Regions from separate parts of the Homo sapiens genome. Here regions 1, 2, 4, 5, 6 and 7 are each linked to region 3. Evidence: chromatin loops called from intact Hi-C (ENCODE). Cell type or tissue: endothelial cell of umbilical vein. All regions are shown on one strand.

The links. Hi-C counts contacts between places; a loop is a spot of excess contacts. Peaks named below come from ENCODE experiments on the same cell type or tissue, not always from the same donor. Only the 100,000 strongest peaks of a DNase experiment are listed, where the experiment ranks them.
Region 1: it touches region 3 in a loop (14-fold over the local background); 77 of 110 quality-filtered maps call a loop at or near these places.
Region 2: a loop joins it to region 3, with 5 times the contacts of the local background. A loop is called at or near these places in 2 of 110 quality-filtered maps.
Region 4: a loop joins it to region 3, with 4 times the contacts of the local background. A loop is called at or near these places in 16 of 110 quality-filtered maps.
Region 5: it touches region 3 in a loop (14-fold over the local background); 44 of 110 quality-filtered maps call a loop at or near these places.
Region 6: a loop joins it to region 3, with 5 times the contacts of the local background. A loop is called at or near these places in 26 of 110 quality-filtered maps.
Region 7: a loop joins it to region 3, with 11 times the contacts of the local background. A loop is called at or near these places in 10 of 110 quality-filtered maps.

What each region holds. Positions count from the first base shown.
Region 1 is chr2:134,205,536-134,209,535 of GRCh38, forward strand. It overlaps a transcript of MGAT5 not described here. Among named protein-coding and RNA genes, the nearest start is that of MGAT5, 47 kb to the right of the region's middle. RefSeq lists a silencer at 1,083-1,377. In endothelial cell of umbilical vein, a CTCF peak has its summit at 2,258; a DNase peak (open chromatin) is centred at 2,236.
Region 2 is chr2:134,305,614-134,309,613 of GRCh38, forward strand. All of the region lies in intron 2 of MGAT5 (alpha-1,6-mannosylglycoprotein 6-beta-N-acetylglucosaminyltransferase), which reads left to right. Among named protein-coding and RNA genes, the nearest start is that of MGAT5, 54 kb to the left of the region's middle. In endothelial cell of umbilical vein, no CTCF peak of the experiment used is centred here; a DNase peak (open chromatin) is centred at 1,908; H3K27ac peaks cover 2,946 bases.
Region 3 is chr2:134,116,728-134,120,727 of GRCh38, forward strand. It overlaps a transcript of MGAT5 not described here. Among named protein-coding and RNA genes, the nearest start is that of MIR3679, 8.4 kb to the right of the region's middle. RefSeq lists silencers at 3,399-3,498, 3,519-3,678, 3,729-3,798. In endothelial cell of umbilical vein, a CTCF peak has its summit at 1,706 (motif pointing right); DNase peaks (open chromatin) are centred at 1,724 and 3,214; H3K4me3 peaks cover 1,159 bases; H3K27ac peaks cover 1,973 bases.
Region 4 is chr2:134,895,754-134,899,753 of GRCh38, forward strand. It overlaps ACMSD (aminocarboxymuconate semialdehyde decarboxylase), which reads left to right. Exons shown (of 10, transcript NM_138326.3): 9 at 2,588-2,686. The region is part of intron 1 of CCNT2-AS1 (CCNT2 antisense RNA 1); the gene reads right to left. Among named protein-coding and RNA genes, the nearest start is that of CCNT2-AS1, 21 kb to the right of the region's middle. In endothelial cell of umbilical vein, a CTCF peak has its summit at 2,433 (motif pointing left); no DNase peak of the experiment used is centred here.
Region 5 is chr2:134,448,893-134,452,892 of GRCh38, forward strand. It overlaps MGAT5 (alpha-1,6-mannosylglycoprotein 6-beta-N-acetylglucosaminyltransferase), which reads left to right. Exons shown (of 16, transcript NM_002410.5): 16 at 1-4,000. Among named protein-coding and RNA genes, the nearest start is that of MGAT5, 200 kb to the left of the region's middle. In endothelial cell of umbilical vein, a CTCF peak has its summit at 2,148; a DNase peak (open chromatin) is centred at 2,139.
Region 6 is chr2:134,175,490-134,179,489 of GRCh38, forward strand. It overlaps a transcript of MGAT5 not described here. Among named protein-coding and RNA genes, the nearest start is that of MIR3679, 50 kb to the left of the region's middle. In endothelial cell of umbilical vein, no CTCF peak of the experiment used is centred here; DNase peaks (open chromatin) are centred at 562 and 2,152; H3K27ac peaks cover 3,079 bases.
Region 7 is chr2:134,373,974-134,377,973 of GRCh38, forward strand. All of the region lies in intron 10 of MGAT5 (alpha-1,6-mannosylglycoprotein 6-beta-N-acetylglucosaminyltransferase), which reads left to right. Among named protein-coding and RNA genes, the nearest start is that of MGAT5, 120 kb to the left of the region's middle. In endothelial cell of umbilical vein, a CTCF peak has its summit at 2,132 (motif pointing right); a DNase peak (open chromatin) is centred at 2,148.

The sequences.
Region 1 (4,000 bases), 89 kb after region 3:
TGCTTTGTGCGTCTGTCAGAAAGCAGCGGCTCTCTTTCGGGCCTGCTAAGCTGGGGATACATACTAAACACTGAAGTGGAGCTCATGAGTGGCACATGGATGTTTGGATCTGGACCTTGTTCAGTTGAGGGGTCAAGGATAGATACATGAATTTGAGAGCCTCCACTTACAGTTGGCATTTGCAGTCGTGGGACAGGGTACACTTGCTGAGGGAGAGAATATGGATAGAGAAGAGATTTGAGGACAGAGCCCAGGGGTGTCCCAACAAGGTGAGTTCTGGGAGAGAAGTCAGCTGGGGAATTGCTTCAGTGTCCTGAAGGCAGATCAATGAGAAGGAGCAGTTCTATAAATAGAAATCCCTGCAGAGATGTTAGAAAACCAGCATTACAGCATGCCAAGAGATAGAATAGTGATTAATAACTGCTTAAAAGTGTATGTTCTGCCACTGGAATGCTAGGAAAGCTACCCAAAAAGGCTGTTCCTAATTGAGGAATATGGTTCTTAAATGTTTACATTGCCTTATATTTGTGATAGGGATTATTGGCTTTGTGAGCAAAGCTCTTTGACATTTGTGGATGGAGTGTACTCATTATTGAGAGGAATTTTCTGAAATGAATGTCAGTTCCTTTTTTCCCCTAAGCTTTGCTTTGAATTACTATACAGTTTACTTAAGAAACCTGTGATCAGCGAGAGGAAAGAGAAGTGATTTCTGAAGCTTCTAATGGCCACTTCCTGCTGAGTCTTAGCATTCTATCCTGTCAAGTATGCTAATGGGAGAAGGAGCAACATCTCTGGATACAAAGGATCGCCAGGATGCTGATGTGAATAGTAGGGGTGAGCTAGCTCTGTCCTCATGCCCAGACCTTGTCCTGATCTGTAGCACACATTTGAGAGACAGGAGCTGTATTAATTGCCTATTGCTGCTGTAACAAATTATTACACTTAGTGGCTTAAAAGAACATGTTTATTTTATGGTTCTGGAGGTAAGAAATCTGAAACGGCTCTGTAGTAGGCTAACACCCTCCAGGTGTTAGGCTGTAACTCCTGAAACGTGGATGTAGCCTTATGTGGAATAAGGGTCTTTGCAGATGTGATTAAGCACCTTGAGATAGGGCAATTATCGTGGATTGTCAAGATGGGCCCTAAATGCCACCTCAAATGTTCTCCTCACAGAGATGCAGAGGAGGATTACTCAGAAGAGAAGGCAGTGTGACCACAGAAGTAGGAATTAGCATGCTGTGGCCACAAGCCAAAAAATACATGCAGCCACCAGAAGCTGGAAGAGGCAAGGAACCGACTGTCCCTAGAGCCTCTGGAGGGAGCACGGCCCTGTCCTGCCTACCCCTTCGCTTCTACCCAGTGATACCAATTTCAGACATCTGGAGTCTGGAACTGTGAGAGAAGAGTTTTCTGTTGTTTTAAGCCACTAAGTATAGGTAATTATTAATGACAATTTGTTATAGCAGCAATAGGGAACCAATACAGAGTCTCACTGGGCTAATCCAGTGTCAGCAGGACTGTGTTCCTTTCAGGAGGCTCTTAGAATCTGTTTTCTTGACTCTTCCAGCTTCTAGAGTCTGTCCACATTCCTTCACTCATGGCTTCTTATGTCTTCAAGCCAGTCTTTGACACTTTTTAGATAGTGATTCTTCTGCTTCCCTCTTCCGCATTTAAGGACGCTGTGATTGCATTAGACCCACCTTGATAATTATCTTAAGGTCAGCTGATTAGCTACCTTAACTCCATCTGCATCCTTAATTGCCCTTTGCCATGTAAGGTGTAACATACTCAGATTCTGGGGCTATGACAGAGACATCTTTAGGAGCTGTTATTTTGCCTTAAAAAGGAGGCAATTATTTAAGTATATAAGGTGAATAGTTAGGTCTTTCTCTCCAGGAAACCTAACTTGTCATTCAGCGGTTACCATGCATGGGTATCTTCTTCCAATTGCCTGAGCCAGCCAGACTTTCATGTTTGAGCATTCAGATTGGGCTTTATTTCTCAAGGCATGTGGCAAACCTCACAATGACACTGAAAGGTTAAAAAAAAAAAAAAGAAAAATACAGTTGCTTACCAGAGATACTGATCGTTTACTTCTGCTAGGATCAGAAGAGATTTTAAGAGCTTAGTGGCAAATCCTGACCTTGGAAAGCCCTGCCTTACCAGGGGTCTTGTGCAGAGGTGTTATTGAGATCAGACACCAGGTTGCAGTGATATGTATCATTTGTGCTCTTGCCATCTACCGCCCCCTGCCTGCCACCAAGCCAACCTCAGGAGGTCTTTGCCCAGAGGCTTGGCAAGATGACTTTCCACAACTCAGGGAGGTTTTAAGGAGAGGGATTAGCATTGACTCTGATACCTTGTTGGTTTGTGTGTCATAACTTAAAGGTCCATGCTTCTCAGCTGGCCAGTGGTCACACCTGATTGGAAGGTGAAAAGACTTTGCGTTCTACTTCCAAAAGTTTTCACATTTGTCACACTGTCCTAACCCTATCAGCTTTGTTGCTATCATTGTAGTGAGGCCTGCCTAGGGATGATAAGTGAAGGATCCCCAAGGACACATTAAGACAGCACATAGAATCAGAGTTTTCAGACTCTTGGCCGAACTTTTTTTTTTTTTAAGCAGACCAGTATTTTCCAAACTTTGGACTTAGTTTCCACCATATTCACGTTACCACCTATACTTGTTACTTAACATATTTTCTTCAGTTTATCCTGCATCAACTCATTTATTTTAATTTGGTCTCATTCTAATTGACAGCATATAGCAGCTTATGAATTTGATGTGCGTATGCATGTTGCAACAAATACTTAACTATTAGTATGTATGCTACGGTGTAAATGTACCACACTCAGAAAAAACCTTATTAGACCATCCTGACTGTTTAGGAAGCTTGGTGCCCAAGGGAAATAGTCTTTGACCATCAGCCAGAATTTGGTTAGTTTCAGCAGATAAGAGAGTAGCTGGTAAGCTACTTAGGAACATTTTAAGTAGAATATGTGAGAAATGAGGATAGGATATGCCTTTATTCCCAGCAGGCAAAAACATGCATTTATTTACTATAGTTGTTATAATATAAATAACATAGATGCATATGTATACCAGAAACATGGTCTTTATCCCATTTGTGGATAAAAGCTAAGGAAGAACTTGTATTACTTATGTATGAAATGCCCAAGGGAACAGAGCCTAGACAAGTTCTGAAACTTAATATCTAGGGAATGTAAACATTTAATAAAACATTACCTTACCCACCTATGTGGCCTTTCTTGGCTGGACTTCTAAAAAATTTTGTTTTTATACCATATTCTTTGTTTTAGGAAAGCATTATCTTACTCCCAGCCTCTGGGGAAAATAAATAACCGAGAGAATCAATAAGGAGATGCCCCAGTGTTGTGGTCAGTGTCTGTTTTTCCCCAGTGTTCTGGGAGCAGGGTTTCCTGGTGTTCTGTTACATCAGCATGAAGGAGGCCTTGTGCATGGGAAGACCCAGACCTCACTTCCCCTGTGTCACTTGCAGTCACTTGTCTTCCTCTTTTGTTTTTGTGTATTTACCGGGGATGAGGAGGTGGATGGGCAGAGGGATTGTATATAGAACTGGCTTATTTTTTTTTTATTTTTTTTTTTTTTTTTATTTTTTTTTTTATTTTTTAATTATTATTATTATTATACTCTAAGTTTTAGGGTACATGTGCACATTGTGCAGGTTAGTTACATATGTATACATGTGCCATGCTGGTGCGCTGCACCCACTAACGTGTCATCTAGCATTAGGTATATCTCCCAATGCTATCCCTCCCCACTCCCCCGACCCCACCACAGTCCCCAGAGTGTGATATTCCCCTTCCTGTGTCCATGTGATCTCATTGTTCAATTCCCACCTATGAGTGAGAATATGTGGTGTTTGGTTTTTTGTTCTTGCGATAGTTTACTGAGAATGATGGTTTCCAATTTCATCCATGTCCCTACAAAGGACATGAACTCATCATTTTTTATGGC
Region 2 (4,000 bases), 190 kb after region 3:
GATAAGAACAGGCAGAAATCTATGAACTGTGCTTAACATGGAACCCTGTTTTAGAAGAAAAATCAAACCTCTCTTTGAGAGGTTGAAGTGAGATATGGGTGCTCTGTGTTGCAAGGGCATGTCACTGTTACAGTAAGTTATCTGTGTAACACCCTTTCCTTCTTCTAGTAAACTGCATGTGAGAAGAGGGGACTTGGCAAAAGCTTGGCACTATTTTGTTTATTGGAAAAGGAGAATCGTTATAAATATCACCTTAGGCCCCCAACTCGAGAATATAATACAGTTTTGCAAGTATCTTGAATTTTTAATGTCTCCCACCTATTTCTCAGTATATTTTCTTAAATCAAAATTGACAGCTGAGGTTGTCTCAGTATGTTAGCATTATATCTTATTCTTTTAAATGTATGTATAGAAACTTTTTTTTCTGGGAATATATCTGTATAACTTTTTGTTTGTTTTGATGTATAAAACTAGCATTCTCCTAGTTTATTTCCTATTAGGCCCATTTGTTGTAACTAAGTACATATATGATACCCACGTGGAATATTTCATATCCTTTACATCATTACTTAAAATACTAAGGAACATTTTGTTGCAGAAGAAATGATAGCAAAAATTAAATATAAACTTACAGAAAATGGTATTTACATAGAAATGAATACATGCAGAGTTTTGCATTAAAAAGCACTCTAATTATCCAAACTATATTACAAACTCAGTTTTGTCTTCCAGTCTCAAAGCTGCTAGAATATATATAGCATACACTGTTTTGCTATTATATTCATTGAAAAAGATCTAAAGCATTTTTGTCGTTGACTATACCTCATACCCCACCAAGCATTGTGACAAAATTAATTAGGGACGGACAAGACAGGCACAGAGAATATACAATAGGACGAGTATATTGTACAAATAGATTAAATGATCTAATGAGAGCTAGTGTGTGATGTTTCAGTGTGGTGCAGGCAATCTCTCCTTCTCATGGCTTTATCTTTTTCAAAATCCCATATTTTACTTCGGAAGTTTGTCCTGAGGGTGAATGAGGCTATAAATGAGTGCCAGGTACAGTACCTGGAGCCAGGGTGACTCAGATGTTAGAAGGCTTTGCTGACTCTGTTTTTTGAGTGAAGAAACTCCTGAAGGTTAAGTAACCTGCTCAGCTTATGTGATTAATAAAAGGCAGAGAGATAATCCCAGCTGAGATCTCTTACAAGACAAAGCCCCTGCCTTTTCCAGGGCATAGTCATGACATTTTCTACCTTTTTCATTGCTGAGGTTCAGTGTGGTCAAGGACTTTAAAAGACCGGGACATGCGGGTGCTACTCTCTGCTGATACATTTCAGTGTCAGTTCCAGGAGCAGGCCTCTTCCTAATGAGGAGGCATCTTGCATGGTGGCCAGATAGTATCTTACGAGAGGGTTGATCTACTGTTTGGAGATTTAGAGAACACAGATTTTTATAGCTTTGTAACTTTAGAGGCCGATGGGATGACGGCATTTTGGAATATGTTTAATTAATTTTCATTAATTTAATGAAAATGGATGTTAAAGAGACTATTTAAGAAAAGCATTAGAAGCTGCTGTTAATCAAAGAAGGGGGCTTGAGCATTCTTAATTTGTTCTGAAGACCTTGTGTCAGAAAAACACCCCTGACTTCCTTACTAATGAAAGACAGTTTTCAACTCCGGGGCCATTTACAATGTTAGATATAAACTCTATTCAACTGTAAAGATTTTATACAGTAATATCTTTTAAATTACACATGGTCACATTTTTATCCACAAAATGTGACTTTCATTCCCCTTTTCCTCTGGATGTCACCTTTTTTTCAAAATGTTGTTTCTCCACTCAAAGAACATTAGTTACTTCCCCTGGCCATTGTACTGAAACTCCGCAAGTGTTTTCAGTTGCCTTCCGGTTTCCTGCTGTGATAACAGTGATAAATTATGTTCTGAGGCTGGAATTCATGATTCTGTGGCAGGCCGTGTCAGCATACCTTTCCAACCGTATTTCTTACTACCCTACCCTGAGTCCCCTGCTTTAACCAAATTGTCCCGCTCTGCTCTCCTGTGCCCTCTCAGACAGAGATGATTGATTGGTTATGCCTACCCACTGTGGGTAGATTTGCTGTCCTGGTAAAACACTCTAATTGTTGAAACATAACATAAAATCCATTTTCCATCTCTGGCCGTTCCTTTTCCTCAGTGTTATTTCACCTTTTATTCTATTGATTCCCAGCTGTGGCTGCCTTTTAGAATCACTTGAGGTTGGGAGAGCATTAAAAAAGGGGGTAGCAGAACCACTGCCTGGGGCCACTCAAATAAGAATGCCTGGAGGGTGAGGCACATTCTTAAAAGGTCCCCAAGAAATGTTTAAATGTGCAGATAGGGCTAGGAATGGCTAACTTGTGACCTTAGCCAAGTTACTTAATCTGCCTGGGCCTCAGTGTCTTCTGTAGTAGAATGAAGGATAATAGTACTTATTATTGTGAGGCTCAATCGAGTAATCGGTGTACATAAGATACAGTGGTGTTACTAGTAGATGCTCAGTCTGTTGGCTACCATCATTATTACGCTGTTCTTCAGTGTACTCATCTTTCCTTTTCTCTCCTGTCTACTTCTACTTTAGAGCTCAACTCAAATCCCATTTTTCCAGTGGTTACTTAAGGTTTAAACTAAGTTGCTGCAACAAAGAGACCCAAAAATTCAGGGTTGAAATGAGACAGAGGATGGTTTCTCTTGTCACACGATAATCCAGTAGTGAGCAGTCCAGACCAATAGAATGGCTCTTCTCTGCACTGACATTCAGGGCTCCACATTCTTCCCATTTTGCTGGCTCATCGCATGTCCCATCTACTAGCCCATGGAAAGTGTATATGGCATTGGGCTGTTAATTGCCTTTTCTGGTGAGCAAGTTTTGGGTTCTAAGCATATTTAAGGCTCCCTCAAGGTGAATAATGTTTTGTGTTTCTCTTTGCTTCCCAGGAAGGTACTGAAATCATGACAAATGCTCTAATTTAGGTGCAGTATTTGTTGAATGAGTCAATGTCAGAACTTTTCTGGTTTTTGTAACAGCTTTATTGAGATAATTTACATACCACACATTTCACATATTTAAAGTGTTTGATTTGAGGCTTTTAGGGCCGAGTATGGTGGCTTATGCCTGTAATCCCAGCACTTTGGAAGGCTGAGATGGGAGGATGGCTTGAGCTCAAGAGTTTGAGACCAGCCTGGGCAACATAGCAAGACCTCATCTCTACAAAAAATGAAAATAATTAGTTCGATGTGGCTTTCAGTATATTCAGTTGTGCAACCACCACAATAGTCAGTGTTAGAATATTTTCATCACCTCAAAAAGAAACACCATATCACCTCTCCTCCCTTTCCTCAACCCTAAACAACCACGAATTCACTCTCTCTCTAGATTTGCCTATAGGTTCTGAACATTTCATGTAAATGGAATCTCATATGTGGCCTGTGTGACTGGTTGCTTTCATCTAGCATAATGTTTTCAAGGTTCATCTGTGAAGCATGGATTAGCACCTCATTCCTTTTAATGGCTGAATAATATTCCATTTTATGGATATACCATATTTGGTCTGTTAATTGGATGATGGGTGTTTGTATTGTTTCCAAATTTTGGCTGTTATGAATAAGGCTATTATGAATGTTTACATACAAATTTTTGTGTAGTTATGTTTTTATTCTTTCATAGTGTAAACCAAGGAGTAGAATTGTTGACTCAGATGATAAGTCTGTTTAACTTTTTAAGGACTGCTAGACTGTTTTCCAAAGCAGCTACACTATTTTATATTTCTACTAGTTGAGGGTTCTACTTTCTTTACATCCTTGGCAACACTTGTTATTGTCTGAATTTTTATTATAACTATTTTAGTTGATGTGAAGTCGTACCTCATTGTGCTCTTGATTTCCATTTCCCTGATGACTAATGATGATAAGCTCTGCCTACTTTTGTCAGTAGCAATTATTTAACCCCAGCTG
Region 3 (4,000 bases):
CTAGAAGGTCGAGGCTGCCAGTGAGCTGTGATCATGCCACTGCACTCCAGCCTGGGCAAAAGAGTGAGAATCTGTCTCAAAAAAAGAGGAAAGAAGAAAGAAGAAGAAGACGGAGGCCAGAGGAATGCACGTAGAAAGAACTCCTAAAATCTGGCAAGGTGAAGATGCTGTCACCTGGATCACTATCTGCCAGGCATCACAGCTTACATCATCCACATTATGGCATCAGCCACTGGGCACTACCACTAGCAATGCTGCCCTAAAAATTTGGTCAGCACCTTTACCATCAGAGGTTTTACCTTGTACCAAGATTACATAGTGGATAATTCCTCAAGCCATTAGAGCTCAGGTCCAGGGCAGAAAAACAATTTCATTTGTTTATTTCACAGACACCAGTTCCAAGACTGAACCACATGGGTCTCAGCTTTATAAGGTTTACATACATAATTGTTATTTTGTTGCTATAATTTTCATGCAATTTGAATAGGTCAAGAAACCTGGTCTATGTAGGGTACCTTAAATATCCCCTTTAATATTTACTGTATTATTCACAGTACTTTCTGCATGGATCTTCCTTTCTTCCTGGTTATCTGGGGTGAGAAGCATGGTGTAATAGAAAGGTTCTGGGCTTTGGAGTCAGGCAAACTTTGGATTCAATCCTGGCTGTGATCCTTATCAACAGTGCCTATCTGTAAGTATATTACTTACCTTTACTAAGTCTTGGCTTCTTTTTCTATGAAATACGTATAGTAAAATCTACTCCATGAATTGTTAAAATGTAATTCACATACAGCTTAGTAAGAGATGCTGAGAAACAATATATAGTTGGCCCTCTGTAAGCATGGATTTGGAGGATCCTAAATCCTCAGATTCAATCAATCACAGATCGAAATCCGCAGATATGGAGGGCTGACTATACTTGATTATATGTAAAAAGCTGTGTTTACTATGCTTATAATTGAGCAATTATTTAAAGTACTATATATGTGACAGACAAATGAAAAGAAATGAAGCAATACAGTTAGAGTAGACTTAGCAATACCAACAAACACTGTTGCATTGTTGTGAAATAGTCCTAAATATCTTTCTTTTTCTAACCTGACACCCATTGTTTGCAAGTGGTGAAAATGCTAAAAATGAATCTCTGTTCACCAGGAATGCACGACCTTGGCCATCAGCTGCCAGGGCTTTCACTATTGAAATCCTGCTATGTTATTTTCTTCCTAAGCTTGTAATGAACGGTCTCTTGAGAGGATGTGATGAAATATACAGCTGCATCCTAATAAGCATCCTTATGTCCATAAACAGTATCCTTTAGCAATTAATAATAAAAATTGTAATCTTAACTGTGGGGAAAACAACTTAGATAGTATTACTTTTTCTTAAACGCATGGCAAGTATATGATTTATATAAATAAATAGACTATGTAATACAAATATGGAAAATGTATATTTGTGTATACAAACGAATTTACTTAATTTCTCTATATACACATATACTTTTTATAAAAAATATCCTGAAACAAAAACCATCTGTAATATCCTCTATAGCAGTGGGTTCATAAAGTTGAAATGATTGATGCCTTTCAGAAATCTCTAGGCAACCAGGTGGTATCATTATTAACCACCCGTGGGAACTTGACTTCAAATCCAATCTATTATGATTAGAATCTACATGATCTGTATCCAGTACAGCAAGTCCCGGCCACCAGATGTCACCATTCTTCTATTTCCCTCCTGGTGCTTGGGGAGAGCTAAAGATACTATTTTCTCTCAAGGGACTGAGGGAAATACGTGCCTCAGAACATTACTGGGATTTCACCAAAAGGTCTTTTCTTAGTCATCCTGGCCTTGCAGATTTCCCTGTGGTTTTTGAGTATCTTGACTCGACAGTTTCTAACAGCTGAGGAGCCAAGTGGCTGATAATTTGGGGCTTATCTGGTCAGGAAGTGCTAGAGCCATTTCCTCCAGCTAAACTTGAAGACAGGATTGACATAAGGTGCCCAAAGCCCAGAGCTTGCTCAGTGCAGGAGAGGCTATGGATATGCCCTATTAAAAGGTCCTGGGGTCAGGAGACCTCAACCAGCTATGAGCTCACTTACAAAATGAAGGAAAGGGACTGAATCATTCCTAGGGTCTAAAAATTCCATGATCCTCGTTTGTAAATGCCTCTGGTGGGGAGGGTGCGTAGTAGGGTGGGGGCGAGCTAAGTCCAAGAAATAAGACCCCAGAGAGGACAACGAAGTAGGGGTGAAGTCCTGCAGGGCAGATGAGGGGAAACTGAACATGAATCCTTATGAGGTCTGGATGTAGTGACTGGTTATGGGGTCTGGAAATTGCTGGGGTTATGGTCTTGTGGATTCTACCACTAGCTCAATAGCCCACTCTTCCTCCATTCCAGATACTACTTAACAAGAAACTATAATGCTTATCGATGTAAATGTATGGCATTCTCTCTCCTGGGGCTTGGTTGGATTTAATCTCTCATGTCAGTCAATGTTCTTTGTGGTGCCTTCAGGGCACGGGATGTGTTTTATTTGTGAATTTACAACAGTGCAGTTTTCAGCTAGCTCGTCCAGAGTGTTCCTAAAATCCGGGAGTGGGAGCAGGGCAGAGAAGAAAGAATGGATTTCATTTATAAGTGCCACATATCCCTAAGTATTTCACATATATTTCATATCATCTTCACAATAACCTCATGAAGCAGCATTTGTTATGCTCATAAAGATGAATTCAAATGGTTAAGTGGCTTGCCCAAGGTCACAAAAACCAAATGGCAGTATACCTACTGCTTTGTGTAATGCGTTCTACGAAAGAGGAAACTGAGCCTCAGGGCGTTTTGTTAAAGTTGCCTGCACCTCTAAGATGGTTGAGACCACAGTCTCCCCATCAGTGGGCTTCGCTGCTGGAAGGCCCCTTGTCCTTTGGGGCTTGGACTGCACCACTCCGGAGGATGCATCGTCATATCAATATTTGCACACTGCCCCTGACCTTGTTAGGATATTATTTATGGCCGCGATCAGAAGGTCCCGCTCGCTCCTTTCTCTCCCCTTGGGCTGCGGAACAGAGTGGCTGGGAGAAGTCCTCCTAGACAGGGTTGAGAGTTTGCCGACGGCCCCTGAGAAGCTGGGGCGTTCCGAATTGGCTGAGCGCGCGGCCGGGGGCGGGGAGTTTGCCAAACGTCCCCGGCCGGAATTTCTGCCTTCTAGAGCCGCGAGCCCAGAAGCGGGGAGAAGTTGGTGAGGTTGGCTAGGGGAAGGTTGCCAGAAATTGAGGACGGACTCCCGCCCTGGTCGACTGAGCTCCCACAGGAGCGCCTCTGCTGCGTCTCGGGGCTGAGTGTGGACGCGCCGCGCGCGGCCCCGCCAGGGCTGGTAGTTTGCAGACCGTCCCTGCCGCGGCCCGCTCGGCGGCGGCCCTGCGGCTCCCGCGGCGGCGGCCCCGGGCGCGATCCAGCCCAGGTAGCCGCGCCGCAGGCTCGGGGCGTCGCGACCTCGCGCCTCGGGCCGCGTGGGCACGGCGGCCGGCGGGTGCTCCCGGCTGCTGCTGCTGCCCAACAAGGAGGTAAGAGCTGCCGGATCCGGGTGATCGCGTCGGAGGGAGCTCGTCATCCCCGCGGGGTGATGCGCGCAGAGGGGACCGCGGGGGGCACGGGGAACCAGGCGCGGGCGAGGAGAGCCCGCACCGGGGTCGGCGCGGTCGGGGGCTTCCTTCCGTCGCTCCTCTGCCGCCTGCGTGGGTGCCCCGGCCCCGGCCGCTCTGCAGGACGCCGGAGTGGAGCCGGGAGACGCGCCTTGAGAAGCCCACCTGCCCCGGGCAGCCCCTCCCAGGGGAGGCTGAACCCCCCCCGCCCCGTGACGAGGGGGCTTGTTGGCATTCCTAGGGACAGTCCAAAGGAAGCTCTGGTTGCGCGGGCTGGAGGCGAGCGGCGGGGGATGGCAGATGGGCGCTCGGACCGCGGAGGAGCCCGGTGGGGGTCACGCCGCAGGCGTGGGCCGGG
Region 4 (4,000 bases), 780 kb after region 3:
GGGAGGCTGAGGCAGGAGAATTGCCTGAATCCGGGAGGCAGAGGTTGCAGTTAGCCAGGATCGCACCATTACACTTCAGCCTGGGTGACAAGAGTGAAACTCCGTCTCAAAAAAGAAAATGCAAGGGATCCAGAATAGCCAAACAATCTAGAAAAAACAAAATTGGCACAGTCACATTCCCAACTTCAAAACTTTCTACACAACTACAGTAATCAAGACTCTATGGGACTAGCCTAAAGACAGACATAAAGATCAACTGACTTTCAACAAGGGTGCCAATACAATTCAGTGTGATAAAGAATAGTCTTTTCAACATATGATAGTGAGATAAGAGTAGATATCCACATGTAAAAAAAATAAATAAAGTTGGACTCCTTCTTTACACCATGCAAATTAACTCAAAATGGATCAAAGACTTAAATTGAAGAACTAAAACCACAAACTCTTAGAAGAAACCATAGGTGTAAATCTTTGTGACTTTGGGTTAGGCAATAGTTTCTTTGCTATGGCACCAAAAGTACAAGCATCCAAAGAAAATAATAGATGAAGAAGACTTCATCAAAATTTAAAACTTTTGTGCTTCAAAAGACAATACCAAGGAAGTAAAAAAGACAACTCACCGAATGGAGAAAATATTTGCAAATCATGTATCTATAAGGCTCTAGTATTCAGAACACACAAAGATCTCTTATAGCTCAATGATAAAAAGATAACAAAATGGACATGAATGTACACAAGGGATCTTAGTAGACATTTCTCCAAGGAAGAGATACAAATAGCCAATAAGCACATGAAAAGATGTTCAACATAATTACTTATTAGAGAAATACAAATAAAAACTACAGTGAGATACCACCTCATACCTACTGAGATGGCCATAATCAAAAAGATGAATAACCAATGTTGGCGAGGATCTGGAGAAACTGGAACCCTCATACATGCTGGTGGGAATGTAGAAAGCTGCAGCCATGGTAGAAAATAGTTTCTCAAAATGTTAAACATGGACTCACCATATGCGCCAGCACTTCCACTCTTAGGTACGTATTGATTCAAGCAATAACATGGGTGAACCTTGAAAACATTAAACTAAATGAAAGAAGGCTACATATTATGTGATTCCATTTATGTGAAATGTACCAACCAGGCAATTCTGGAGACACAGAGGGTAAACTAGTGTTTTCCAAGGGCTGGAGGGAGAAAAGAATGGGGAGTCACTGCTAATGGGTACAGGGTTTATTTTGGAGGTGACAAAAATCTGTGGTTATATAAGATGAAAAAAATTTTTTTAAACATTCTATAATTAGTGGAAATGATTACACAAACTTATGAATATACTAAAACCCATTGAATTATACACTTTAAAGGGGGTGAATTTTATGGTATGTGAATTATATCTCAAAAAAAAAAGAAAAGGGGATATTCTGACCCCCAAGCCCTAGTCCTACTCCATGGAGGAAATTAATGTTATTTGTTTCTTAGATACCATTCCTGAAATAGACTGTATATATACAAACATATATTTGTGGGTCTATAGGTACCTTATTGAAAACAGAAATCAAAGCATAGCAGACACATTGTTCTAGACTCTTTATTTCTCTTTATAACTTCAAGATCATTCTTCTTTACACTGTAACTTGGAGATTATTCCATTTCAGCATATGTAAGTATTCTTTATTCTTTTCTATTTGGAGATATTCTGTAATTTAATTGGCCAGTCTTTTGCTGTTCCAAATAATGTTGCAATTTATTTCTTTGTATATCTTTCCAGCACAAGTGTATGAGTGGAATACATTTTGAGAAGTAAAATTTCTGGTTTGAATTTTTATTTTATTTTACTTTGATAAATTGCCATTATTGACATAATATCTTTCTCACTTGATTATGAGTTCCTTCAGAAAAGGAACCATGTCTGTTTTGTTGACAAGGGTACATCTAAATTCTAGCACATTGTCTGACACAGTGCTTAATATATTTGTAGATTGACAAGCCTACGTATTTTATTGTATAAAGTGTCAAATGGAAATTCAAAGCTATACTGTTCAAAAACTTATGATCCAGTTTATAGGAATTGTTTATAGGAACTGATCCAGAGATAGGGGATTTTCTTTTTCTATTTTTTGTTTTTGTTTTTGTTTTTTTTTTTTTACTTTTTATCGAGTTATTTGTTTTTTATGTTTCCTTTCCTACTCTGTTAATAGTATGTTTTGAAAAACTGTGGAATCAATTGCAATGTATCATTCTAAGAAAGACAGAATCCCTTAATTTCATCTGAATATATATATTTTAGTAAATAAATATCAATTTCTTATATTTCAGTATTCTATATTTCAGTTATTTAAAAAGAGAGAGAATGGGGTTGATTTGCAACAAAGAGACCTAATAGTGACACCTGCTGGAAAAAAAAAGTCAGAATAAAATTTGAACCATTAAATCTTTTTAAAATTTTAGACAAGTTTTATGTTTCTATTAATCAGGAAAAAATGTGTTATTTTTATGACAGGAATGTTTGTAATAAGTAAACAATTGTTTACAGGAGGCTCTTTCATGTTTTACAAAACAACAGAGAAATATATATTTTGTTTTTTAGGATAAAGTCATTTTGGGAACCGATTACCCCTTTCCACTAGGTGAGCTGGAACCTGGGAAACTAATAGAGTCCATGGAAGAATTTGATGAAGAAACAAAGGTATAATGTCTTTTACTTCACGGCTTTCTTACTGACTTTTCCTGCTCTAATTGGGTTTGGTTTCAGAGCACTTTGATATATAAAAACAAAGAACAGAGGAACCATTACACTGAATTCCCTAAAACTATTACTCTATCTCCATAAATAGCTAAACTATTAAAGGACAAAAAAAATGACAAAGCTGAAAGTCAGCCTAGTACAACTAAATTCATAAACCCAAGAAAGAAAGTTGTATAGAAGGATATGACAATAAAATATGCCTGCATGTTAGATAGATCATAGGAAAAATGTCTAAATTTTTTCTATATTACTTCTGTTACAAATCTACCAATCTCAAAAGTTGTAATAACTCTAGTTATTTAGATGATGAAACTAAAGTCTTGATTAAAAGGATCCAAGGAATCAGATCCTTTAAGTAACTAGACTTTATTTTTTTTCCCGGCGTTTGACTTTTAAGGCAGGTAAATGATACTAATATGTGCTATAATGCTACCATTACCTAGTCTACCCCTTAGACTCCTAAACCAAGATGAGTTTAAAATGAGATGCAGTGTCTTCAGTTTCCCTCTCCTTTGCCACTCCTTCCACACCCCCATCCTCCAAAAAAATAAGTTCTTCCTAAGACCTTCACTGCCCATCACTCCCAGGAGTCAGGGATGGCCAAAAATAACAATATGAGAATATATAAACTCTTAATAAATCTTACAAAACTTTTAGTTGTAATCCTTTTGCATAATTCTTGGCTTTCTTCTAAACTAGAATCCAAAAGTTACCTTGAACTCTCCCTGCCTTAACTATTAAAGATATTGTTCATCAAATCTTCTCAATAGGCTTAAAGTACATTAACAGATGCCAAGAAAAATTCATTCTTCAGTATACTAGTTACAAGTTATTAACTGGGAAACCTTAGACTATTTTATACACAAAGTGTCCCTTTTGGCACTAAAAGTCTTGAACTGTTAAATATTACCTACTAAATATTGTTAAATATTTACCCACTTCCTTCCTAAAGTAGGAAGCTGTCATAAAGGCATTTTTTATCTTTTTTTTTAAACAACAAAGGTTGAAAATGAAAAACTTTCTATTAACCAAAATTAAACAGAAACCAGATGACCCACATATCCTGATTAAAAACTTAATGGAATAATAGTAATTATTATTACATGCCTTTTATTGTTTATTCTTATGTGCTTATCACTTTCAAGTTTTTTCTGTAATCTTGCATAAAGGCTTTATACTAACACAAATTCACAATGATATTCTGTACAAGGGTACTCATTGTAACGCTGTAATACTGAAAACAATCTTTAGGGG
Region 5 (4,000 bases), 330 kb after region 3:
GCCCCAGCCCCGTCAGGCAGGGCCAGGGACAGAAGTCATGCAGGGACTCTGGCAAGAGCCTGAACTTTTTCGTAGAAGGTTCTGAATTGGCATTGCCCTTGCTGCACTCCGAGCAACCCAGTGGAGTCTTCACCAAAACAAAACAAGAGCGTATGTCAGGCCAGGAGCCTGGCTTGTCCCTGGCACAACATCATTTCTGTTTCTCAAGGAGCAACTGTGGGAAGACTGTCACTGCAGCTGCTCCAGGGCAAAAGAAAGTCTCAAGAGTCCTTTAAAACAAAACAGGAGGAATTGAGCTGATGGGAAAGAACTCTGAATGGGAATATTCCTAAACCCATTAACTTATTTATTCGGGTGGGAGGGAGGGGACCGCGGGAGGGAGAGGAGGGATTGATCACAGGCTTCTTTTATTTCCACTGTTAATCATCCACCTTCACTATACTGTTGTTCTGTCTGCTTTGGGCAGGGTGCAGGAGAGAGACCGTGTGCCGTGGGGCTGGTGGCCTGCTCAGGGACAGCCATGGGGACCTGGCAGCTCAAAACAGATGGCAGCAGAACAAAAGAAACTTTTGCTTTGGAAGCACAGCCAAACTCCCCAGGGCATCGTCATAGATGGCACCTAGAGCATGGGCTGCCTCAGTCAGGGGGACGTGCCTGTGTTGTCCAGAGAGCCCAGCCAGGGACGAAAAAGGAGATGAGGCCCCTTTCCTCCATGTCCCCATGCCCAGACACATACCTTGGCCGTAATTTCTTTTAGAATCCCTTTGGGAAGGAAATACAGGATTGAGGGATTTTGGAGTTTCTGGTAAACTCACCCTCCCTCCAGCCCCGCTATGAGGAGGAAAGTAGAGATGAAAGACTCACGCTGTTCATGGACTTGGAGAGGATTATCTTTGAGCCAAGATTTGGACAGGAGTGAAGTCGGTCCTTAAGAATTTGTGGCGCGACCGGAGCTGGGCTCCTGACAGGTGGGCTTGTGTTGTGTCCCCTCTGATGGCACCAAAGTCCAGGGAAGGGGGCTCTTGATGTCTGCTGGGGGAGTGGGGGCAGCTCAGGATGAATGCAGTGCCCTGTCCTGGCTACTCACCTGAGGGTGTAGCTCGCAAAGGTGGGAATCTGGTGCTGGCTTTTCCTTCAGGCAGGATCACTCTGACTTGTTGAGTAATCAGTCATCAGGTTGGCCTGGTCAGACACACTGGACCCCACCTTCCAAACCCTGGACCCCCCCATGCTCTGCCTTTGTATAAGTTCCCACCCCACTGAATCATTGCTGCCATGCTCTGTACAAGTTTGTAAGTTTCTGAAAAGCCCCTGACATCTCCATGCTGATGCAAGTGAGACCCCTTCTGCCTAATGTGAGCGGTTGGCGTCCTCCACTTGGCCTCTGCTGGGCGCCTCAGTCGCTCAATGATGTGCTCTGTGCCGGGGCTTCCAAGCACCCTTCCTGCTAACAGAGGGCGGCCCAGTGGAGCCTCCGCTGGGCAGAACTGATGGGCAAGGCGTAATGGCTGGTAGCTTTCAGAATGTGAGGGAAAGGAAGAATTCCGCTTCATGGGGACTAGAGTTAGTGTGGGGCCTTTAAGTCTGGGAAGTTACATTCTGCTTCTTTCTCAATTGCTACACAAATGTGCAGCCAGCCTTTTTTCTTAGGCCCACTGAGATCCCTGCTCAGTGCGTCTCAATTGTATCTCCAGTCTAAGAGGAGGGTGGGGGGCACCCGGGGCCTCCTCCACTCCTTAGGTGGCCCCCAAGCACATCTGCCAGGTAGAGTACCATGGGGAGGCCTCTGCCCTGAGCATCATCACAGGGGCGCCTCCAGACCTGGCTGAGAATAGCCTCTGCTTGGGCCTAGGAAGAAGGGCAGAAGTCCAAAGGAAACCTTGGTGAGTGAGTGTGTGTGTGTGTGTGTGTGTGTGTGTGTGTGTGTGTGTGTGTGTGTATGAGCCTGTGCATTTCTTTTAAGCAAGGGCAGTTTCCTGCAGTAGGAGGGCAGATGACTGGCATCCTTGCTGTAAGGAAGAGCTTTTTCCTTGTGAATGGGCCTCTTGGCTGTACCCTAGGGTGTGGGAATTTGCTAGAGTTCCCTGACCTGCAATCCCTGGGCCAGTGCCGCCCTCTCCTGGGCTCTTCCAGGAGCATTGAACACTGAGGATGTCAATGCAAGTATCTGACCAACAGGGGGAGCCTGCAGGCCGAGCAAAGTTTAACCCACTTAGCCACTGCTACTTAAGCAAGGAAGCTGAAAGGTAACCTTAGCCCTGCCTTGTGTTCCAAAAGCTGCAAGGATCATTTGCTGGCTGTCCCTAAGTTCAAGGCCTCCCTACCTTCCCCTTCTTTTCCAAGTCACAACCCGCCCTGCCCGGGCCAGACAGCCCAGAAGAACACTTTTCTGCCATTTAAAAATCCCTCTTTCATCCCCCCCAGTCCAGTATTGAGTGGAAGTGCGCCGGAGTTCCACTGACAGGGCAGCTGCTCTTGGAGCAAACAAGCCCACACTCCAGTTGTTTAGGGCATTATCTGAAGAGTCAGTGACCCCTGAATGTGTACTGGCTCCCAGGCCTCCTCAGACTTGGCCCAGGTCTAGTCAGTGATCCTGGAGAGGAAACTGGGGAGGGGGCTTCCAACTGCCCTGCATGGAAGAGGAGAGGAAGGTGCCCCTGTGTGGGCTGGAAGCCTGCGGAGGTTTTGCCATTGCTGATCTTGATAGAATCCTAAACCGATTTATAGCTGATAACAGTTCCATGGGGAGAGAAATCCTAAGTTATGATTAATGTTTTTCCCCGCTATAATATCTTGCCTGTTTTTTTGGATTATTTTCCCCATTGTGATCCTAAGCTCTTAAAAAACTTGAGGGAAAACATTCATCTAATTTACTAAAAGAGAAAGCTTTCCATTGAAAGGTAGATACTTTGAGGAGTAAAAAGACTTCTTTGAATGCTGGTAAACACCGCATTTATTTTGTGTATGCAGTTTGATTTGCACATGTATAAATGGAGATGCTTTTCATTTTTGTTTGGACTGGGTTTGTGTCACTGCTCATTACAGTTTGCTTTTTTGTGTGTTTGCTGTGCGTTTGGAGATATTAGTCAGTTTCTTTAGTGATATTTGTTTCCTTGATGTGCCTTTTCGTTTTTCTTTGGGGTTTTTGGAATCCGGATGCTGTTGAAGGGCAATAGCAGACTCCTCCAGCTAAGAGACAGGACATGTTCTTGAGCCACTGTAGCTGTTGAAGCTGGACACCAGACGCTCCCTATAACCCCCCCGCCAGGCCATAGCGTGTATGCATGTGCACTTCCACCCACAGAGGAGGGTGTGAAGCCTTGAGAACCTCAAGAAAGGGCTGGATTCTGCCATACCTTTGGGTCTACCTTGGGACTGCTGGTTGCCAACGTGTCAACCAGCCTGTGTTCCCTGCCACCCACGCACTTGCTGAGGTGTGGCTGAGGCAGAATCATGTGAATGGGTGCATCCAAGGAGTTCAGGGCCCTGCTTGGAGAAGAAATACTTTAGCATCATGAAAGGGAAAGAACGTGCACCCCTTTTTTGTTTCTTTAGTGAATGCAAGATTTAATAAAAGTGAATAATGAGCTTCCCCTTTGGGAGTGGAGCCCAGTGCAGCTCACTGACAGGGTTGACATCAGTATGATGTGTTGGACTGAAACTGTATGTCTGTAGGTAGGTGTGTGCCTTTTAGGGCAGACCACGGTGGCCACCCCATTTCTCCAAGGTGGTTTACCTAGCTTGTGTATATTAGACATTGCCACCCTCACCTCTGGCCAAAAATTCTTGATTTAAAAAGAAAAGTCTATTTTGTTAACGACAGGCTCTGTTGTATGTGTTACTATCCCAAGCCTGGATTATTTTATTTATTTAAAAGTATTTTAATTTCCATATTGGCTTTATTCTAATCCCATCCATCCCTGTGGAGCTGCAGAGCATCTTCATGTGAGTAGACGGATGGACATAAATAGATTCATGCTCATTTAGGAAGCTGGGAGTT
Region 6 (4,000 bases), 59 kb after region 3:
CTTAGCTACGGGTTCCTTTGTTGTTAGGTCACTGCCATCTATTTCCCCTCTTAATTCAGTTTCAAGGAGCCATGAGTGTGTGAGAGAGAATCCCCTTCCTCTTTCCTCCCTCCTCTTCCGGCTAGTTCAGGACTCCCCTGTGATGGGGTAATTCAGTGGGTCCCACTTGGCGGAGCTGATGCTGTCTCCACATCCTGTTCCCTTCCCATAATACTTCATCATAGTTGATGCCACTTTGTGAATAATTTCTCTTTTCTCTCCAAGCCAGGTTTGGGATTTCTCCATGTGTGTCCACCTCCCTGGAAGAAAGGGGTGGAGGCCGCTTTACTTTGTCTTTGGGGTTGAGAGTGATGGATAGATGGCATCTGTCAGGCAGGTGGAGGTGCTTCCTCAGGTTAATTAATGTGGGTAGGACCCACAGACAGGTTTCTCCTTCTTTCTTTTAACTGGCTATTTTCTGGGAGCAGGGTCCTGGATTATTTTATGATAGCTTACAATCATGTTGTTTTATGACTAGTCATCCATTTAACTGTTTGTTTTGGCCAGATCCTCAGGATGGCTTATAGGAATTGGTGCCCATGGCTAGCACGTTGGAGGGGCTGGGGAAGGTTAAGACTACTGTTTACAGAGAGAGGTACCACCTTGAGAGGAAGGCTGAAGGGGGTTGCTGGGCCAGAACATGGAGGAGAGCCTCCTGAGAGTAAAGCAGGAAGGATTGGGAAGGGGGTGTGGAGGCCTTGGGAATTGGCTGAAGAGTTTTGGGACTCTGGGAAGGAGGAAAAATAGTTCTTAAAAATTCTAGGCTGGACACAGTGGTTCACGCCTGTAATCCCAGCACTTTGGGAGGCCGGGGTGGGGTGGATTGCGAGGTCAGGAGTTCGAGAACAGCCTGGCCAACGTGGTGAAACCCCTTCTCTGTTAAAAATACAAAAATTACCTGGGTGTGCTGGCATATGCCTGTAATTCTAGCTACTCAGGGAGGCTGAGGCAGGAGAATCGCTTGAACCCAGGAAACGGAGGTTGCAGTGAGCCGAGATCACACCACTGCACTCCAGCCTGGGTGACAGAGGGAGACTCTGTCTTAAAAAAAAAAAAAAAAAAAAAAATTCTAAACCATCAAGAACTGATAAGAATAAACGACTAGAAAAATGACATTTAAAAAGTCTATAATACAAGCCCCTAATTTTATTAGATTCAAAGACATAATATTACCTTAGCAAATTGCTATAAAAGTTTCTAGAACACTTACACTCAATTTCAGTATTGATCATAGAGCAGAAACAAATACTTGGTGGACTGGCAGTGTGCTGCAGGCTCCCCTTGGAGTGGCACTGACCTTTGAGAGGTGGGTCTCAGCTCTTTTCTGCCTTTGGATGCCTGGAGGCCCACCTTGACCTCCAAGGGTCTTGGTTTTTAGGCTATAGGATGAAAGTGGTGGTTTAACAGGTCACTGGTCTCCCGACAGGACATGTGGGACCAGGAACAGGTGCTTGTTTCTGAGCCTTTGCCCAAGTGGGTTCCCCTTAGGGCTCCTTCTGGAAGGGACATGCTGCAGTTATCTCATATACCCCCTCAGCCACCATGACCAGATATCTGACCCACTCATTTGAAAGGCACGTGTCCTGTGATAGGGACCTCCTGTAACAAATGAACCCGTGTGTGTGTGTGTGTGTATGTATCTCTATTTATAGTAATCTTGCATCTAGTGTAAGTTTTTTCTTGTTCATAGTTTTAGGTTGATAAACAGTTCTATGGGATGGGAGGGAATGACCTCTTTAAAGAACTTCTGTAGCAACCCAGGCTTTAGGCCTTGACTTTTTGAAAACAGGTTCTCTAGGTCATCCTGCTGTAACTGTCATTCCAGCCCACAGGCCTGGGGGGATCTGATGGAGGAGCCAGCATGGAGGTTTTTAGGGCCGGGTCTGGCTGTGGTTAGCGTCACTTTCTACTCGCATTCCATTGCCAAGAACACAGTCACCTGGTCACCCCTGGCAGGGAAGCGAGGTCCAGCTGTGTGCCCAGGAAGATGACAAGAGTGCGGATTTCAGTGAGTAGCTGGCATTCCTCTCGCCTGCCCTTTCCCGTTCTTCTGATTCACTGATCAGAATCTTACTCACTATTGCATTCTTCTGTCCAAATGAACTGATTTATTAATCTATTACGCCTGGGCATGATGATGGTCAGGCATGAAATTTTTATGCACTGGAGTAAGAAACAATGGAAAGCAGAGAATGGAAGTTGCCTCAGAATTAATGGCCAGTGCTCATGCAGGCTCGCAGTCAGCAGCACGGAATGGCCGATGCTGACAATGAGAGTGAATTGGCGATGTGCCATAGGCTGCATTTGGATTTTGTTTAAAAAGTCAAGGTATTTATGAGTTGAGAGTAGTGCTCGGTTCTCAAAAAGTACACAGCACTTAAGCAGAGGGAAACTGCATAGGTGTATCGGTGTGAGGCCAATTGGTAGCCCATGATGAAATGTGGCAGAGGTAATGTAATGTGATTTAAAAAACTTAAATAGCTGTAATATTTGCATAAGTGTGCTTTTTTTCTTCGTGCAGTGGTGAATTAAAGACAAAACCAGTTTTGTTTTGTTTTGTTTTTTTCTCTCAAAAAAAAAAGAGGTGAGATTTTGGGAGTGAGTTTGGGAGAGATTCTAGGCAGGAAACTTTTAGGCTGTAAAAACATCTAAAACTAAAACTTCTAAAAATTGCTTCTAGAGCCAGTGTTTCATAGGGCATGAATCAGGAAAACTAGACTAGGCATTTCTAACAGATTCTAATACAGATAATTGCATATTTAGGTGATGAAAGAGGAGAGTTACCAGACTGTTACAGCAACCTAGAGATTTGTAACCTCAGGAAGATGTCCACCCCCAGGACTGTGGAGGCAGGGTGGTGGGGGTGGCAGCTGATGGAAAGGGCATTGGGTCCTTTGGAGAGAGCTGTCTCCCTAGAGAAGGTTATCCCACCCAGCAAATGGAGTTGGGAGAGAGACCCAGGCACCTTCCCCTCCCAGCTTCTGATGGTACCTCCCACAGGCCAGCACTACTAGAAACCAGGTGGCAAGGGAGCTTGGGAAATGTAGTTTCCTGTGATATTTGTAAAAGGACAAAGTATGCAGAGAATGGATTTGAGAGCAAAAAGGCAGATGGCTGTGGCACAAGGATTATAACGTTGGTGCAAAGGAAGATAAGTCGAGGAGTAAGAGATTGCTCTAGGGAAAGAACTTGAATTCTTGATTCCCTTCCCCCGTGCCACATTCCTTTGTGGCTTTGTTAACACCTGTGTCCTCTCTTCATGTTTCTGTCATGCTCTTTACACTGCATGATATTTACATATTTGACTCCCTGTTAATAACTAACATTTACTGAATGTTTCCTGTGTGCTTTATCTGCATTAATTCATTGACTCATCAAAGCCATCTGTGAAGGCAGGTATAGTCCATCTTCATTATTCTCAGATTTCTGTATTTGTGAATTTGTGTCCTCATTAATACTTATTTGTAACCCTGAAATCAATACTCTGCACTTTCCTGGTCATTCATGGACATACAGAGTAGAAGATTTGAGTTGCCTGGTGTCCATGTTCCCAGCTGCGGATGAACAAGGCCTTCTTGCTTCAGCTCTTATATTGCAAATAAGTGTTCTTCTTCTACCTGGTTAGTACCGTGTTTATCCTTTTTTTGTGCCTTTTTTTAAAAAAGTGATTTTACTGCTTAAAATGGCCCCCAAGCATAGTGCTGAGGGGTTGTCTAGTGTTATTAAGCACAAGAAGGCTGGAGAAGGCTGCGATGTATCTTAGGGAGAAAATACGTTTGCTAGATAAGCTTCATGCAGGCGTAAGTTGTAGTAGTGTTGGCTGTGATTTCAGTGTTAAAGAATCAGTAACATAAGGTGTCGTCAAACACACACATCAACTATGCATTGATCAGTTGGTGAAAATGTTGTGACCAGGGGCTCGCGGGTACCCAACCCTGTATCTTCTCTAGGAGCAATGTTT
Region 7 (4,000 bases), 260 kb after region 3:
ATGAGTTCTCTATGGTCCTTATCAACCATTGTTTAAAACATCAGCCAATGGAGCAAAATCACAGCAGTAGAAGGAAACAGAAGTGTGTGTAGATTTCTGCCTTTTACTTGGAGAGAAAAGCAAAGTTAGTTGTATGATTTTAAAATGGAGGTGGAGAAGCAAATCTTAAATCTGGGAAGGGTGGGGGATTCATATAAGCCAGTGGAATGCATTGGGCCAGTTGAAGGAAGTCTGACCTCTTTCCGGTGGCTGTTTACACATACACAAGTATATGAAGTGTTAGTATGGATTTGCACCTGGGGGCTTACCATGCCAGTTGGAATACTTAAATTTTTGATAGACGTGAAAATCATGAGATTTACCCTGTGGAACCTTCTACATCAGTGCAGATCCATGTCATAAACACCTTGAAACATAGGCCCTGCAAGAACAGAGCTTGTTGATGGAGTTTTATATAAAAAACACAGATTGGGAGCAGACTTTACAATGTGGAATATTTGTTGGAAGCAGATTTCAACCTTCAATTGCAAGAAAGGGTATTATGGCATTGAGAATCGGTGATAAACCAACTTAGAAATTATTTTTAATATATTTGCTTCTAAAGTCATGTTTAGCATCGATACACAATTCTTTACTTAAATAAAAATCATATATGCAGCATATGCTCAAAATCCAGCGGTGGCTGTGCAGCCCTCAGTACTGAACGAGTCCATCTGCAGTCAACATAATCAGGACTAGCCCGGGCACAGTGGCTCATGCCTGTAATCCCAGTACTTTGGAAGGCCGAGGTGGGCAGATCACTTGAGCCTAGGAGTCTGAGACCAGCCTGGGCAACCTGGCGAAACCCTATCTCTTCTAAAAATACATAAATTAACTGGGTGTGGTGATATGCTCCTGTGGTCCCAGCTACTCGGGAAGCTGAGGTGGGAGGATCGCTTCAGTCTGGGAGGTCAAGGCTGCAGTGAGCTGAGATAGTGCCACTGCACTGGATAAATCGAGACTCTTGCTCTAGTCTCGAGGGACAGCAGAGCTCCAGGGAACGCTGGAGTTATCCCTGCTCAGTTGTAATTTGTACTGCTGGCCAGCCTTTGATTCTCTCCCTCTTGATTCTGTTTTTGATAGATTGAGCTCCTTGAGGAGATGATAATGGCTGACATTTTAGTGCTTCCTGTGTTCCAGGCATGGCCTTCACAATGACTATGAAGTAAATACTATTATTAACCCCACTTTTGAGTGAAAGAACTGAAGCAGATAGAGGTAAAGGTTCCTCAGGTGGTCAGGATTTGAATTACATCATGTATTGTAGCCAACACACTGGACTACAAGGAATGGATTCTCTCTTGGTAATTTCCTCCTCTGTCTCCAACCCATCCTCTCAAATCCCAAAAGCCTAAATAAATACATTTATGTTGGTGTGGTACTGATTTCAAGGAAAGGTTCTGTACGGTTCTGTGTGGAAACCTGAAATCCACTATGCAGAGTAGTGAAACCGAAATGGGCTACAACTGTTTGCCTTTGTTCCAAAACAAGTGAAACAAAGCTTTATTCTAAAGATGAAATGTGTTGGTTTTCAGTTTTCACTGCATGTGATTCTTGTCATCCAGAACCAATTATTAGGAACTTACTTGCGTATCAGGACTTCAAAAGATATGTCTGCCTTTAGAGAGCTTGGAGAGCAGAAATACCGACTTGGTCAAGGGAAAAATGAGGGAAATTTTTAAATGAAGTTAAAAATTGGGTGGTAGAGCATATCTCTTGAGCCCAAATGGGCTTTAAGGGAAAAGGCAGGAGTGATTGTCCACATGTGGGTTGGGGGGATTTCATCTCACTTCCCTAATTATGTCAGAGCACATCTCGTCAACTGGAGAGGGCCCAGAAAGTCAGTAGTGCTGGCTTTCACCAAGTATTTTCATCTTCTTCCAGGCTGCTGGGGGTGTTTCATGACCACAGAGGTGAGAGTCAGTACAGGGCTGCCCCAGAGGGTCCTGCAGGTTGTCCCCAGGCACTCCAGAGAGTAACATTGCCACCATAAGGAATTAGTAGAGCAATGTACAGCCCTGTTGATCCAGACCAGTTAGTGATCTTCCAGGTTCTCAAGGCGTGCTAAGGTTTGGCCAGGCCTCCAGATGGTGCCAGCACACCGACAATGAATAATGAGGAGCTTCCCAACAACCCTATAAGGCAGCAGCACTGTCTGTGTTTTTCCAGGAGGAAACCAGGCTCTGGGAGATGTGGAATTTTAACCTATTGCCTAAGAGAGTCTTCACTGAAATACTCAATTCAAACGCTCCCTTTTCATTCTTTCTCTTTCTTTCCCTTTCTCCTTTTCTCCTTCTTCCCCTTCCCTCACTTCTCCTCCTTCCTCTTCCCTCCTTTTCTTTACCGTTTTTAAAATGGATATCATTTACTGGAGATACACACAATTTGTCCTAAATTGTCCTAAAGACAGTGTCTTTTTATTTTCTTATTCTTAATGATAACGTTTACTTCGAAGGAGTTGGCAAATGAATCATTTAAACCAGTGACAATGTAAGTAACAACTTGAAGGAGAAGCAGAAGTTTAACCACTTTCATGGACCGATCCCTCACTATTTGGACCAGATACTCATTCCTCCTCTGTGACCTCTAACCCCAGCATGCCTCCTGTCTGGAAGAGCCTTCCTTGCTGTTGGACCTAGGGGAGGAAAGAAATTATCCCTCATCCTCATGCAGTGGCTCAGTGGAAGCAGCTGAAACTAGCAGGCCAATCTTTATTTCTCAGCTGAGGCCAGAGACCAAAATATTGAATTAGCCTTGTTTATATTTTGTGACAGTGTGCTGGCTTCTGTAGGACCGTGATCCAAGGATAGGCCCCCTGAAAACGGTACTCATTTAGCAGCCAGGGTAGGTCTTCCTACCAGCACCATCCAAGATGGTAACTCAGTAGGCCCAGACAAATCCTACTCTGCCACTAACCATCTCCATGCTCTGCCCAGATCCTTTCACCTACCTAAACCATGTTTTTATCCTTAAAACGGTCTCACAGCACTTGTTCTTCCTAGCTCACATTGTTGACACAGGGATCAGACAAGAGACAGGTTTGAAAATTCTTTGCAAACTGTCACAAGCTAGTCAGCTATGTCTGGGAACCTGTTTGGATAAATTAAAAGTGTGCCCAGCTATAATTAGCAAAATACCTCACAACCATGAAGCAAGAGTTAACTTTTCTCATGTAACACAGTGTGGGGTATGGGGCTGGTTTCTTCACTGGATGTCTGCAAAGACCCAGGCCACTTTGGTCTCTCCTTTGGCATCCCTCATGCATTGGCTTGCCACCATAGCGTCACAAGGCCTGCAGGCCTCATAGCTGTGGTCTAAGCAGAAAGAAAGGTGAAGGGGCTGGAGCCTTTTCTCAAGAAATAGAAGCTTCTCCTAAAGCTTCCCTTCCTCTGATTCTTTCCCCCCATTATTTGACCTAGGTCACATGACCATTCTTGGCTGCAGAGGAGGCCAGGAAAGTTGGGTTGGGCCAATTGAGATTGGCTTATCAATCAGGATTCAATAGCTGTGTCCTCAAGAGTACATGATTCTAGTAACAAGGTAGAAAGGAAGAAAAATAAGTTTTATGACCACGGCTCCTTTACCTTCCGGTTTCTTTCTGTCAAAGTCACACAACACTTACATGGACAAAGGCAATGTAGGCAGTGGTCATAGAGATACAGGAGATAGTTTATGTCTTCCCAGGGCCCTGCTTTCCCCAGATGATGTGACTTGGTCTTTCAAAGGACTCCCACCATCAAAACTATTAACTCTTTTCATGTTGAGTACTTTTTCCTCACCTGTTTTTCCATTCCTGTTAGCCGGAGCAAAAGGGCCTCCAACTCCTCTTTTAGAGAGAAATGACTAATGCTCATACTAGCAGATACCAGACGTGTCCAAGGAGGTACCTTGGGCTTAATTCCAGCAGTTCTCAACAGAGTCCACGTGGCATATGCTATACCCAGCATACCTAGCCTCTTCT